Regions from separate parts of the Homo sapiens genome. Here regions 1 and 3 are each linked to region 2. The links are chromatin contacts, found by Hi-C or POLR2A ChIA-PET in ENCODE. All regions are on one chromosome and are shown on one strand. The core of a region is the stretch at or near the end of the contact, and the rest is flanking DNA. Distances in the headings are between cores, read along the strand shown.

Evidence for each region. A loop is a pair of places that touch in the nucleus more often than their neighbours do. ChIA-PET counts read pairs that join two places held with the same protein, here RNA polymerase II (POLR2A). Pooled maps may share reads with other maps.
Region 1: a loop to region 2 is called in a pooled map, with 4 times the contacts of the local background. The contact joins two enhancer-like sites. A Hi-C loop is called at or near these places in 1 of 50 pooled maps. POLR2A ChIA-PET finds 5 or more read pairs at or near these places in 2 of 52 experiments (AG04450 and WTC11).
Region 3: a loop to region 2 is called in a pooled map, with 2.4 times the contacts of the local background. The contact joins two enhancer-like sites. A Hi-C loop is called at or near these places in 2 of 50 pooled maps. POLR2A ChIA-PET finds 5 or more read pairs at or near these places in 2 of 52 experiments (Caco-2 and activated T-cell).

Annotation. Positions count from the first base shown.
Region 1 is chr9:70,560,865-70,565,113 of GRCh38, reverse strand. All of the region lies in intron 22 of TRPM3 (transient receptor potential cation channel subfamily M member 3), which reads left to right. Among named protein-coding and RNA genes, the nearest start is that of KLF9, 150 kb to the right of the region's middle. Within about 2 kb of position 1,638, at least 7 of the 41 ENCODE cell types and tissues checked have a DNase peak (open chromatin) inside an H3K27ac peak, as active enhancers do.
Region 2 is chr9:70,108,813-70,113,042 of GRCh38, reverse strand. MAMDC2 (MAM domain containing 2) reads right to left here. Exons shown (of 14, transcript NM_153267.5): 4 at 3,239-3,323; 5 at 1-48. Among named protein-coding and RNA genes, the nearest start is that of MAMDC2-AS1, 65 kb to the left of the region's middle. Within about 2 kb of position 1,907, at least 10 of the 41 ENCODE cell types and tissues checked have a DNase peak (open chromatin) inside an H3K27ac peak, as active enhancers do.
Region 3 is chr9:70,417,992-70,422,395 of GRCh38, reverse strand. The region is part of intron 1 of KLF9-DT (KLF9 divergent transcript); the gene reads right to left. Among named protein-coding and RNA genes, the nearest start is that of KLF9, 5.5 kb to the right of the region's middle. RefSeq lists silencers at 1,953-2,042, 2,973-3,022, 3,123-3,432 and an enhancer at 2,870-3,591. Within about 2 kb of position 2,200, at least 40 of the 41 ENCODE cell types and tissues checked have a DNase peak (open chromatin) inside an H3K27ac peak, as active enhancers do.

The DNA.
Region 1 (4,249 bases), core at 389-2,888, 450 kb before region 2:
ACACAAGAGCCAACAGCTGCTTAGATTCTAAGCGGAATGTGGACTGCCTATTGTCTGGATTCTTGGTTGTTTGAGGAGCATCACTTGAAGCGTGAAAAGCTCAAGTTTTAACAGTAAACAGAGCTTGGGATCCAGAGGGCACAGAGAGGAATTAGTGCCTGCAGATCAGAGAGATTCGAGCCTGAACCGTGAGCTGTAAGTACAGATGTGTTTCTTGCATTGTCTCTTACCAGGGGATTTGTAAATAATGTCAGCAGGAACTTATTTGCTTATATACGCATTCCTGAATATTAGGAGCCACATTGATCATTTCTGTAGATATCATATAACCCCTCAGGCACAATGCAATGGGAGTCGACAAGAGCCATAGATTATTTCTTTGGAGGTGGTGTAGCCTCATGTCCCCTGATGTGCATTTACACATAGACATGCAGTCTGGCTCACTGGACTGATCCTTCCAGGCACAGAGAGCCCTGATATGAGGTTGCTGGTTCTTTTCCTAAGAAGGCCCCTCTTGAAGAGGGCCCTGGCTCTTCCCTCTTTGAATACTCTAATACCCTAAATATGCATGGGCTTCTGAAAAGTAATACAATTCCATTTTAAACAGAAACAACAAGCATATTCCTTAGTGTGTGGCCTGTAGGCTGAGGTAGTGTGGACTCACAGGGAAAACCTTCCACAGTAAAGGCAATGAGAATGGACTCCAGCTCCCTTCACCTACAGGGGAAGGGGTGCCTCCTCCTGCCCTCATTGCTCAGAAAGGTGTATTGTTGCGTGTCAGGGAGTTGTGATGAATTATAGGTAGGTGGACAGCAACACAAAAATCTGAAAGAGTAACTTATTTTATGTTTTCTCTGAAATTTTTCTGTTGTTTTGGTTTGAAGAAGGAAAGAACTTATCTAATCCTATTTCGTATATGCAAATATCAAAAGGAAGGTGTAATGATGATGATGAGGCAAGCCCTGAGTAAAACTGAGTTAAACACAATTATTTCCATTCTTCTAACCCTTCCCAGAGCTTCCCTCTCCCTTCTCACAGCCCCTCCCTTCTCTGATGAAACTACTAGGCAAGGAAACTGATTCCTTCTGAAGTCTTAGCGACTATGTTCTCAACCAGAGAAAAATGTTGATTGTAAGAAAACAAAACTACACAGAGTAGGTTCAATAAAGACTGACTGTAAGTGCCTAAGAGAAAACCACAGAGGCATTCAAAGACAGGAAGCAGAGCACGACATGCGTGAGCTGACTGGGAACAAAACCAGAAGTGGTTTTGTAAAGTCAGAATCAGAAGACATGACCACACTCATCTGCTTTTCTCTATACTTCTCTCCTGCCTCAATCAATAATCAATCAATCATTTCTCTCTTTCTCTCTTGCTCTCTCTCCCATTTCCTTTCTCCCTTCCTCCACCATCCCTCTCTCATATGGCTTGCTTTACATGACCCAGTGAGGTCAGGCTCTATATGTTCTTTAAGTACATGCCATCATCTAACTTAAGTCTCTGCACTTCTGTTTTATTTCTAAACACAAAGAGTCTGATTAGTCACTGGCCATTCAATGAACTCACTCCTTCTTGGTCAATGGTGGAATCTGCTCCAATCATCTGTAGCCTGAATTGGGTGAAAGGAGAAGTGAAGAAATGAGGAAAGGACTTTGTCAGCCTGAAGGACGTAGGGCTACCTCTTCCAGCTGTGAGCAGGGCAAGGGAAATTTAGCTTGTTTATCAGGTATCTATCAACACAAAAATGATACAGGAAAAACCACCCTAGAATTCAGAACTTAACGCCATAAGCACGTATTGAGCTCAGAAGACTGAGAGTTGGCTGCATGGTTCTTCTGGTCTGGGCTGGGCTCAATCACCTGCCAGGAGGTCAGCGGGCTATCACCTCCTCCAGAACAGCCTCAGCTCAGAAAACAAGCACCTAGAAGCAAAGGTTCCCTGTGTTTCATTCTCCAACAGGCTAGCTCATGCATGTCTCTTATGGTAATGGCGGAAGCCAAAAAGTGGAAACAGAAACATTAAGGGCTTTTCCAAGGTTCTGTGTGGGTCACATTTGCTAACATTCCATTCACCAAAGCAAACCACATGGCCAAACTCAGAATCAAGAGGTGAAGAAAGAGATCCCACCTGTTTAGTGATAGAAACTCTAACATCACATGACAAAGCAGTGTGGATCCAGGGAGGGGAGAGAAATTGGGGCTGTTAATGCAATCGATCTCCTAATCATGACAGCAAACCCACTGGCGTGTACAATAGGCTAGTTTAGATATATATTCTTCCAAGGCAAGATTTGCATAAAATATTTCTGATATTAATTCCTGATGCAAAATAATGAAATACTAAGGTTAGAATTTTGAAGCCCTCTTCAAATAAATAATTTTTGTTTCCAGGTAAAGCTAGATATATAGGATAGGAAGAACATGGAACCAAGTAACAGGGAATTGAATTCTCCCCACTTCTCCCCCAGGACGCTCTTCCCCCCATACCTCCCCCCTGCCCAACACACACACAACATACCTAGATTTGCGACATCCTGCTAATTTACTGGATTAAAAAATGAGACATTGAGCTTAATAGTGGGTTCTGAATAGCTCAAAGCTGAAACTGTGTGCACATAGCAGATAGACCAGAAGCCAAGATGGCCCTGAAGAGTTGGAGGCTATATCATTGGTCCCTTTTTTTCCCCAGGTAGGGGCTGAATTCCATTTAATGCAGTGGGAGCTAGTTTGCTTTTCTACCAGGAATAAAAAGATTAAGGTTCTACAAGTGGCCTACAGTTGGCTCCTGGGATAGATGATTCAGTTTGGGGCAAATTCAAGTCTTTTGCTCCTTTTCCTGGAATCGTGGAGTGACAAAATATCAGGAATAGATGGAGTTTAGAGATAATCTAATCCAGCATTTCCCAAACTTCAGTCAACCACATACCCCCATTCACTAGTTTATAACCTTTGTTCTACTCTTAAATATTTTTTGTTAAATTGGCTCATTTTTTAGAAACTTAATTTATTTTTAAAGATTTAGGGTCACAAGTTGAAAATCAGTATCATTTGACATAAATAGAGGATAACCACAAAATAAACAGAATGAAAAACGCTACATTGTTGTGAAATTCTACCAGATGCTTGAGCTCAGTCTTTCCTAAAAAAGGGAATTTAGCAAACATTAAGGAAGTGTTAAAAGAATAGTATGCTTAAACTAACACTTTCTCTCTGATGGCGTCAGGAAGATGGAAAGAAGCTTGACAGTGTCATCCCTTACTATCTAGTTCAGTGCCATTTAATGCCCTGCTTGTGTGTCCTAAAGCCATCTTGGACTTCCCAAGCTGTGTGTCTGTTGCACTGTAGAGAATATCAATAACCCAACTCCCTTTGTTCATGGATGGAGAAACCAAGGCCTCCCACCAATTTCCAGTGGCTGCCTTTGCGCCATATCATTATCAGTTAGCATCTTACCTAGTGTTTGGGTTAGGTGAAGAGAAAAAACTTAAGCCACAAAAGAAGTAAAAGGGGATGCTAGTAGATGGTGCTTTTGACTCTAGAAAGTTGGGCTTGCCTGGTTTTCAGCGACCTTTGCTCTTCTTGTCCATTATAAGAGGATATTGGCAGTCACCTACTGAAAGCAATAGAAAGAGCCTCATGTTTCCACAGAGAAAACCTCCACCTGGACCCACCACAATCAAAGAGCCTCAGATAAGGAAACTTCTAGAAAGATGTAGCCATGCAAAGGGAGGCATCTCCAGTTGTCTTGCCAAGGAAAACGTTGTGTCAGGAAAAGGCCAAAGGGCAGCGTTATCTAAATCAAATTTGTCCTCCCAGTAAAGCCACAGCAGCTGTGCTAATGGCATTCTAAATCCTCCATGGCGAACTGTATAGATTTTCAAAAGGAGGTGGAGAAATCCTCTTTGTCTCGTTATCTTTTCAAGATGGATTTTTAGATGAAAATCCTTTCTATAAAAAAAATAGGATAAATGTAGTCAGATACTCAACTAAGCTCTTTATTCCATTGCTTGTGATTTGGACTGAGCTTTTGAAACATTTCTTCAGACAGGAGAGGAAGGGGCATTCTTCAAGAAATATCCTTTTTTGCCATATTTTTAAGGATGACTCTGATTATATCAAACATTGGTGTTCCATTTTAAATTTCTCTGACTTTTTAGGGACAAGATGGTGTGCATATTAAATAAATAAATACTTCTTTTCCCTGCATATTATAGGATGAAATCAACAGGGCAAGTGTCTTAATCTTTGGG
Region 2 (4,230 bases), core at 658-3,157:
TCCAGCGGTTCACAAAGCCACAGAGATGATTTTCTTCAAAGTCACATTCTGGGGAAGGGAAACAAAAACACTTCATGGAGACACAGTCACACCTGGGTACACGCATCCTACTACAGAGTTTGCTCTTAGATATTCAGAAGTTTCTCTCTTCCTTTGCCCACTGCAACCTTTCTACCAGGACCCCTGCACAATTTTGGCCAAGAAGAGAGACAGATCCTGTAATGAATCAAGATTCTAATTCATCATTGGCCCTTTGGATTATGGCCCTTCCACTTATTAGCCATGTCACTTGGAGCATGACTTACCACTTTTTGTAGCCTCTGTGTCTCCATATGTGAAATGGGGACAATGTTCCCACTTCACAGAGCTATTGTAAGTGTGGAGAGCTCCCAGCATAGTGCCAGGCATGTGGTCAGTGCTTGGTACAAGTCAGCTATTTTTATCAGTCACCTCTGTCTCAAAGAGCTGTTCAGGGTTATGCTCGTAGCTCTAGAAAATTTTTTCCACAACCCTTTCTTGAATCTACTGGCCCAGTCCTCCATTCCTTTCTCTTCTCATGATGAACAAGTTGCCCAGAGCTGAGGGACATGTGTCTGAGATGCTAAAATTCCCTGTTTTTCTTATAAATCAGAACCCAGGTAAAATAGGTGGGGCAGATATATCCTAGGTTCTGGTCCCTTTTGCAGCTACTGAGTAGAGAAGAGAGAGAAGATAATCAGATCCCCCTCTTCTACCCTTAGTGTCATTGGCATGTTTGCATGGATATATTGGTCTCCATCAACAATTGTTCCTTAAAAGGGAGCAAGAAACCCACAAGCTAATGCCTCCATTGACCCTTATAATCACACAGTTAAACTAGGAAGTATAATTGTGCTGGCCACTGGCCCCCTGCGGATCCACGTTGCTCTTCTCCACCTGATAGGTCCTGCAGAGGTTGACCTATCCGGACTGTATCAATGGGCTACCCTGCCTTCCATCTCCCTGTTGGATTCGACCAATGGAGGGTGGAAGGAGAATGAAATCAGGGGTTTACTTGCCCAGCAGTCTCCCAGCCAGGTCGCCATGAGTTGGCAAGTCTTGTCAAGCAGCCCTTGTTTGACAAATAGCTATTGTTTACAGGTACTGGAAACTCCTCCTCCCTTGTCCTTTCAGACCAAAAGAAGATAACAGCTCCTGAATCATCACTGTTACTAGTCCTGGGTCACAGAGCTATTCCTTGCTGGCTTCCTTTACCACTCACACCTTTGTGGTCTCTTCAGTGAGCTTCCCTCAAATTACTCAGGTTGACTGTACCCTCTGTTTCCTCCTTCCTGCCAGGATCTTGACTGGTGTAGTCAGCAATGTGTTTTTACATTAGCAAGCACTGAACATTTCTAAGATTTTCATTTTCAATGTTTCCACCACAGTGTCTGCTAGCCAATGCCCTAACATTCAGTGCCAAATGCTGCCTAAGAGTAAAATAAAAAGCAAAATATTCCTCAATATGCCAGGCTCCATTCTGAGCACTTTACATAAATTAACTTATTCAATCTTCAAAGCAGCCCCATGACATAGGCACTGTTACTAACCTCATTTTACAGATGAGCAATGGAGAGAGGCAGATAAAGTACCCAGAAAGAAAGAAGTCAGAGTGTGATCATAGAGTTTAACAAGATAAAAGTGTTGGCATCCTTTTGTTTTAAACAAATCAGAAGTCACCACATCATTTGAAGAAAGGCAATTAACATGTTTTGGATGTCCAGCACTGTATATACCAATTATTTTCATAACCAGGATATTCCTCCTCCTAAGAATCCTAGGAGGGAAGCTTTTTATTCCCATTTTACGGATGCCAAGAGGCTGAGGCTCAGTAAGCTGACTGAGCCAGCAGGTGGCGCTCCACCAGAGGTGTCTGACTTCCCTGTCGTTCACAAGCTGTGCAGATGCCAGGTGGAAGCCCAGCGGGAGGCTCAAGGAAAAGAGCCTGAGCCTCACTGTATCTTCAGAAAATGGTCTGTTTTCTTTCACTTGCCCTAGAGATATCATTGAGGTCAAAACAGACAAGTGAAACGTAAGGGAATTAGCAAAGGCTTTTTTGTTGTTGTTGTCGTTCAGAATATTCTTTGACTCTCCTTTCTCTTCCCCGTCACATTCATTTAGCCTTCAAGAGTTGTCAGTGCTGAAAAATCTCTCAATTCTACTGCCTTTTTCCAATTCCACTGCTAATTCAGTATTACCCTCATTATGCCCCCTCTGTAATGTCACAGCTGCTTCCTAGGGGTTTTCCCACCTGCTATGCATTTTCTTTGTACCCAACTCATTTTCCACGTGGCAGCTGGAGTCATCTGAAAGTGCAGCTGCACACTTCTCCCCTGCTGGCTGACCCACATGATTCAGCAGGTCCAAGCTCCACATCCTGCATCCACACTCTTCCATCACAAACTCCCTTAGCAGTCCTGGTCTCACTTCAAACACCCTACTCAGCCTCTTGCCTTTGCCTGAACCTGCCCTGTTTCTTTCTCCCCACAGGGGTCTGGCCATGGAGAACCCTTGCCTTCCTACCCTGCACCTCCACTTAACTAAATTCTTCTCCTTCTTGAAACTCCTGCTCCAGTGCACTGTCCCTATTCAGTCCTCTCCAATTTCCTCTCCTCCTCCCTGCGCCTCTCCACTGCACAGCTTGTCCTTCCTCAGCAGTATTTGCCATATGCAGAACTAGCTTCAATGTAGACAAATAGGAACTGAACCACCATAGGACAGGGTTTATCCTTTCTTTATGCCCTCTTGGAAGCTGGCAGATAAGAGACAGCCAACCAACTCTGCTCAAGTGAAATCTAAGTGACAACTGTGATTATTAAGAGGAGAGCCGTGGTGTGCCAAGAGAGAAATAAGGGAAAGGAGGTAATACAATGTCTGCTTTTCTGGCACATGCTACAAAAAGCTGAGTTTCCAGCAATTTGTAAATTATTTTAATCAGAATGTGTTGAGGTTAAGGTGGCAGCTCTGAAGTTACAGTTCCTGCATCTATATTTCTTTCATTAATCCAGACTGTACAGGCAGATTCTAATGAGCCTTCCCACACTAAAGACAAAAAACATACAGTATTCAAATGAATCTAGCAAAGAATTTAAACCAGTATGCATTATGCAGTGCATTCTATAAAATAGTTGGTCTTTAGGATTGATTCAGTTCCCTCTGGCAACAGTAACTTTTAGAAAAAGATTCACAATTTGATTTAATGAAAATGAAGCCCACTTACCAATACAGTAGCCGGTTGTCATCTTGATTTCAAATAGTGCGATGCTGGCTGTGTTTCCCTGTCCTAGTACACCTTCTATTAAAATCTGCACAACATATGGGGAAGAAGGGGAGTTAGACTTCAAAACATCATGTTTCCTTGGTTCAGTATTTCAGCTATTAGTCTGGAGCTGTTCAGCCACTTAAGGCAAAACAGGATTGTTAGTCTCAGCTAATTGCTATTGGATACCAATTTCACTACGGACTTTACTAGAAGAATGTGTGTGTATATATGTGTGTGCATGCGCATGTGCACATAAACTCATACATCAAAACTTCAAGGTAAATAAGGCATCTGATAGAAGCTCAGAGTCAGCTGTCTTTTCTTCTCTTGCTATCCCAACCACCACCACCTTCAGTGCTTGTGGTAGCACTTGTGGTCCTGTTTCTGAAAGTAATCACTTTTTCTCCTGTGGTTTTAGCCCTATATTCTGCAACTATGCTGGCAGATTTAGGAGGTGATAACTGCTGGGAAGAAGTTGTTAAAGAGAGAACTCAGAGCCCCCATGCTCCATCCTCAACCACTGGCTGACAGGGAAGGACTCCAAGCAGACAGTGGGTATTGGAGAGTAAAGCATTTCAAGCCTTTCAAAGAAGTGGGATGGGATAGGAAATTGAAAGACGGATTAGGAATGGGGAATATTTTCATGATGGCTCCATTGTGTCCCCGATGAAATATTTTCAATAAACATCACACTTCATGGCCAGGTGTGTCTGGATCCCATCCTCCTTCCTTATCCAGTCCACACCCAGCTTCACCTTACATTCGCTACCTTCCTTTTCCAGGACTCCCAAAGGAACAACTTCCCTCTTTGAAAAGGAAATGGAACATGTCCTTTAAGTATCTTTTCTCTTTTAAAGTATTTTCACTTTCCTTTTATTATAATCTTTTGTTCAAAATTTGTAGCAAAGAAATGATTAAGAAGATAAACAAACACATAGCACACACAATTT
Region 3 (4,404 bases), core at 951-3,450, 310 kb before region 2:
GAATGAAAGGTCAATGACAGACAGTGAAAAAGTAGACTGGAAGTCAAAATAGGGTCAAAGAATTGTTCAAATGTGGTTATTTGAGCAAATAAGCTGGGAGAGAAAGAAGTGTTGGTCAGGAAGGAGGATGATGGTCGGAGGTGGTGCTGTTATTTGGTGATGAAAAGATTGAAGATACCCATGTGACAGTGGGGTGGAGGAAAAAAATGATTGCTGTTCAGGTACCAGGGTTTCAGATAGGTCATTAATCTATTGGGATGCTAAATTCACCAAAAATGTTAATAGGAGTTGGGTGGAGGTGGGGGACTGTGAGTCAGGTGCTAGAATCTTCGGGGAATGAGGGGGAGTGCAGGAGAGCCTGCAGATGACAGCCACAAAGCGGAGGTGGTATAGTCTGATGGCAGGTACTTCAAAGCAGCTGGGGTGGAGGGGGAAGAAAGAAGAGTCTATCTTGGTGAATAATTCTCCTGCCAAGGGTTTGTTCTGAATTCCACTCTCTAGTATCTCACCAAGCTTCCTTCCCTCTTTTGGCAGCTGAGAGGCCATCCAGGGTAAGGATTTTTTCAGGGTCGTGGGGTCAGAAGGAAACCAGCAAACAGTCAGGACTTTTATTCCCTCTTCTCTGCTACCAAAATACCAAGGCAGTGTTTTGGGTATTTAAAAGAACATTTTAAATGTCCTTGTTTGTTTCTGCCTCTGTGCAACATTGTGCTGGGAAGGACAGGGAGCTGGTAACCATGGCAGTGGAGCAGAGGGTGGTGGTGAAGAGGTGGTTTTTAAATGGGGTGAACTTCAGGCAGGCGGCACCCAGAGCTGGAACCCCCACGGCCTCCTTGGAGTCCTTTGTTCATTCAGCTTACTTAGGGAGAGAGCCTGCATTCTTCCCCGCTGTGAAGCAAGCTTTGAAAGGAAAGGTTTTGCCAGACTCCATAAGGAGAGGGTGTGTCCCTAGGAGCAGGTTTTGGGGTTCTGCCTGAAAACCTTGGTCGGCAGAGAATTTTGGGCACCCTGTTACGAACAGGACAGTCTGTGATGGCAAAGAAGCCAGCTCTGCAGCATCCTGGATGCAGAGTTCTTACACACCGTTAGCTGTCTCACCACTTCTCCCTGGACAGGTGGCCACTCGTGGGGGTGGCCCAGAATCCTGGCCAAAAAAGACAGCCAGGCAGGGCCCCCACAGGAAGGTAGCTGGCAGGGGAGTCAGGAGGAGAGGAAGGGGGAGGGAAGCAGTCACCTCTTCCACGTTCCTGGATAGGGAGCCTTAAGACCCTTTTCAGGACAAATAAGTGCCCCCCAAAAAGCGGACACAGGGCAAGGCAGGACAGGACAGGGCAAACCTGGGGCACAGCTCGGGGCCAGGGAAGTCCCATGACTGCAGTGTTCAGCTGCAGGTTTCCCAGCTGCTCTGGGCGGGAAGCGGCGCCGGGAGATGGGGGCGGGGAGAAGGGAGGGGAAAAGAGGAGGAGGGAAGTAAACAGGAGACCACAGAGAGAGCCAGTTCCCGGCGTTCAGAGAACACTAGCCGCCTCCGGTCCCCGGTGGGTGGCTGTATGTGTGGAAATGAAACTGGGAGGAGGAGGGAGAGAGGGAAGAGCGGGCACGCACTTCTCGGCTGTCATCCACCTTGCCTCTTCCGACCCTCCAGCCCGCTCCCCACCGGGGTAGGGGGTTGGGGGAGGTGGGAGGAAAACAGTTCAGCAAACGCCCACCTCCAAGTACCAGTAGCTGGTTCAGCTGTCGGTGAATCAGACACTGTCTCAGCAGCTTGTCACCTGCGCTTGGGAGGGGAACAGAGGGCAACCTTGGAACTTGGGAGGGGGAGGTTGGGAAAGTGCAGGATCCAGCACTGGGCCTGGGCCTGGGCGTAGGGGTGACGCCTACGGCTCGGAAAAGGGCTATCCACCTCCCTACACCTACACACGTCTCGACCCAGTACCCGGACGCCGAGTAGAGGGGGTGGGACAAGAGCATGGGGGCCGTACAGAAGGGGGAACTGGAAGAAGGGGAGGGGAGAATGGGTTGGGGGTGTGCTGCGGCGGGAAGCGCTGGGTGCCGGGCGGGCGCGGCCGCGGGGAGAGCTGCTGCCCGGTGCCTGCCCGCGCGAGGTTATGCGAGGTAACCGAGCGGAGAGGAGGAGGGAGGCGGCGGGGGCCGCGGGCCGGGGTGTCTGGCACTCGTTGGACAAAGAGATGATGAAACGTGAGCGCTATATTTACCAAGGGGGTGGAGACGGGGCGGGGGGGGCGGAGAGTAAAAAGGACAAACTGTTCCACAACAACCACAGGAAACACAGCCCATTCTGACTCACTGGGAGGGCCACACCGAACCCCTCGCAGGCTTAGCCTGAAGGCAGACGCGGGGCGCAGGTGCTCCCGGGACCGGACCGAACCTGGGCTGGGGCTGGATTGATTTATAAATAAAGGCACATTCGATCCAAGAGTGCGTGTGTGCGTGCGTGTGGTTCTTGTGGGGTAGGGGAGAGCACGGAATGGCAGGAATGTTTCCTAACCCCTTGGCCGGGCCATCGCGGGAGAGATCTGCCGGCAAACTCTGGGAGCGCAATTCCTGCAAAGTCATCTCCTCCCGCACAGCCTGGCCGGCCTGCCCGCCACGCCCCGCCCGGGGACAGCAGCACCCGCCTCCCCCACTCCCTCCCCACCCCCGCAGCCCATGGAGTTGGGGTGCGGTGCTTGCTATGTTTAGAAGCTGATGTCATCTCGACACCCTACTCTGCAGTGTTCCTAGGAGGACCGCAGGGCAGGTTTTCCTCTTCCTCGCGGGCGTGGGGGATGGAAGGTGGCCAAGGTGCCCTGCCCTCTCCCCAACACAGGAACCCCACACCCATCTACCCGGGAGATTAAAAGAAAAAAAAATGCAACACCGCCAGAGTTATGAAACAGGGTGGCGGGGGCGGTACGTGCACGCGGAGAGCGCAAAGCAAGGGCCTGGGCCGCGCGGGGCTCCCCCCCGGTCCCCGCCCACTCCCACCCCCGCGCTCCCGGGTGCAGGGGCTAATTTCAAGGTTAGCTCACGTGGGCGTGGGCGCCCGGAGCTCCTTGCACGAGTTTGGGGCGGGTTCCTGGTCCCCCAATCTAGGGCAGTTTGTTCAACTGCAGTAAAGGGAGCTTGATGTTCCAGCAGGGAAGGGATTTCTGAGAACTGGGACTGTCCTCAGATGAACTCGCCTCCTCAGGCTGCTGCGGCGGCGGCCGCCTGCGGAAGACTTTTTAAAAGGGCGATGCCAGGCCGGGGCGCGCGGTCCACGAGTGGCTGAGTCGCCCGCCAGTCCGCGGCCGGAGCCGAGCGCCCGCCCCCGAGCGCGGGTGATTCACCGAGTGCCGCGCTGGGCCGGTCGGAGCGCGGGGGGCTGCGAGCTAAACTTATCCTCCTGCATATGCATGAACGGGCGGCCTTTCTGCGCTGCAGAGGAGAGGGCTGGAGTTTTGCGGAAGGCTGCTAAGTGGGGCGGGAGCAAAGTAGGGCGGCGTGCAAGTTTTCGCGCTTGCCTGAGCGCCCTTCCCCCTCCAGCCCCTGGGTGTTAGCTGTCATTATGGCCACGGGCGTTCCACCAGATCGGGCTTTACCTGATTGTATTTCAAAATCCAGGAACATCGCCATTGTTGGAAGCTTTATCCCTTTAGCCTCTCCCCTCCTCAAGCTCGCCTCCTTCTCTAATTCCCCTGCTTTCAACAAAATGAACACTGGTTTCCTCCACATATGTTCCGTGTGCCTAGGTGGGGTCGCTGGAGCTGGAGGGGCTGGGCCCTGAAAGGGAGAGGTCTGGATGCAGCCCAGAATGAGGTCCAACACGTGATCCTCTACCCCCAGTGGGCCATCTGTTCTCCTCCTTCCTTCCCGCCTGGAGGCTGGCAGTTCTGCCCGGCACGGTCCACCCCTCCCAGCAGGAAAGAGTGAGAAAAGCCAGAACTGGCAGAACCCAATACCTACAGAGTGTGATTTTAGCCTGAACTTCCCTGGTCCTTGAGCAGGGGTGACACCCGGCAATCTGTATTTTAAATCGAGCGCCAGGTGATTAGCTCCACCCTGCAAGGTGGGGAAACCCTGCCTTGGGGCACAGTTTGAATAAAAATCTCCAGGGGAGGGGCCTGGGAATCTGTGCTGCATATGCCAGGAAGTACCTTACTCCCCGCTAGGGTGAAAAATTTACCTTGGGCCAGGCGCGGTGGCTCACGCCTGTTAATCCCAGCGCTTTGGAAGGCAGAGGTGGGCGGATCACCTGAGGTCAGGAGTTCGAGACCAGCCTGGCCAACATGGCGAAATCCCGTCTTTACTAAAAATACAAAAATTAGCCGGGCATTGTGGCGCATGCCTGTAATCCCAGCTACTGGGGAGGCTGAGGCAGGAGAATCGCTTGAACCCTGGAGGCGGGGGTTGTTGCAGTGA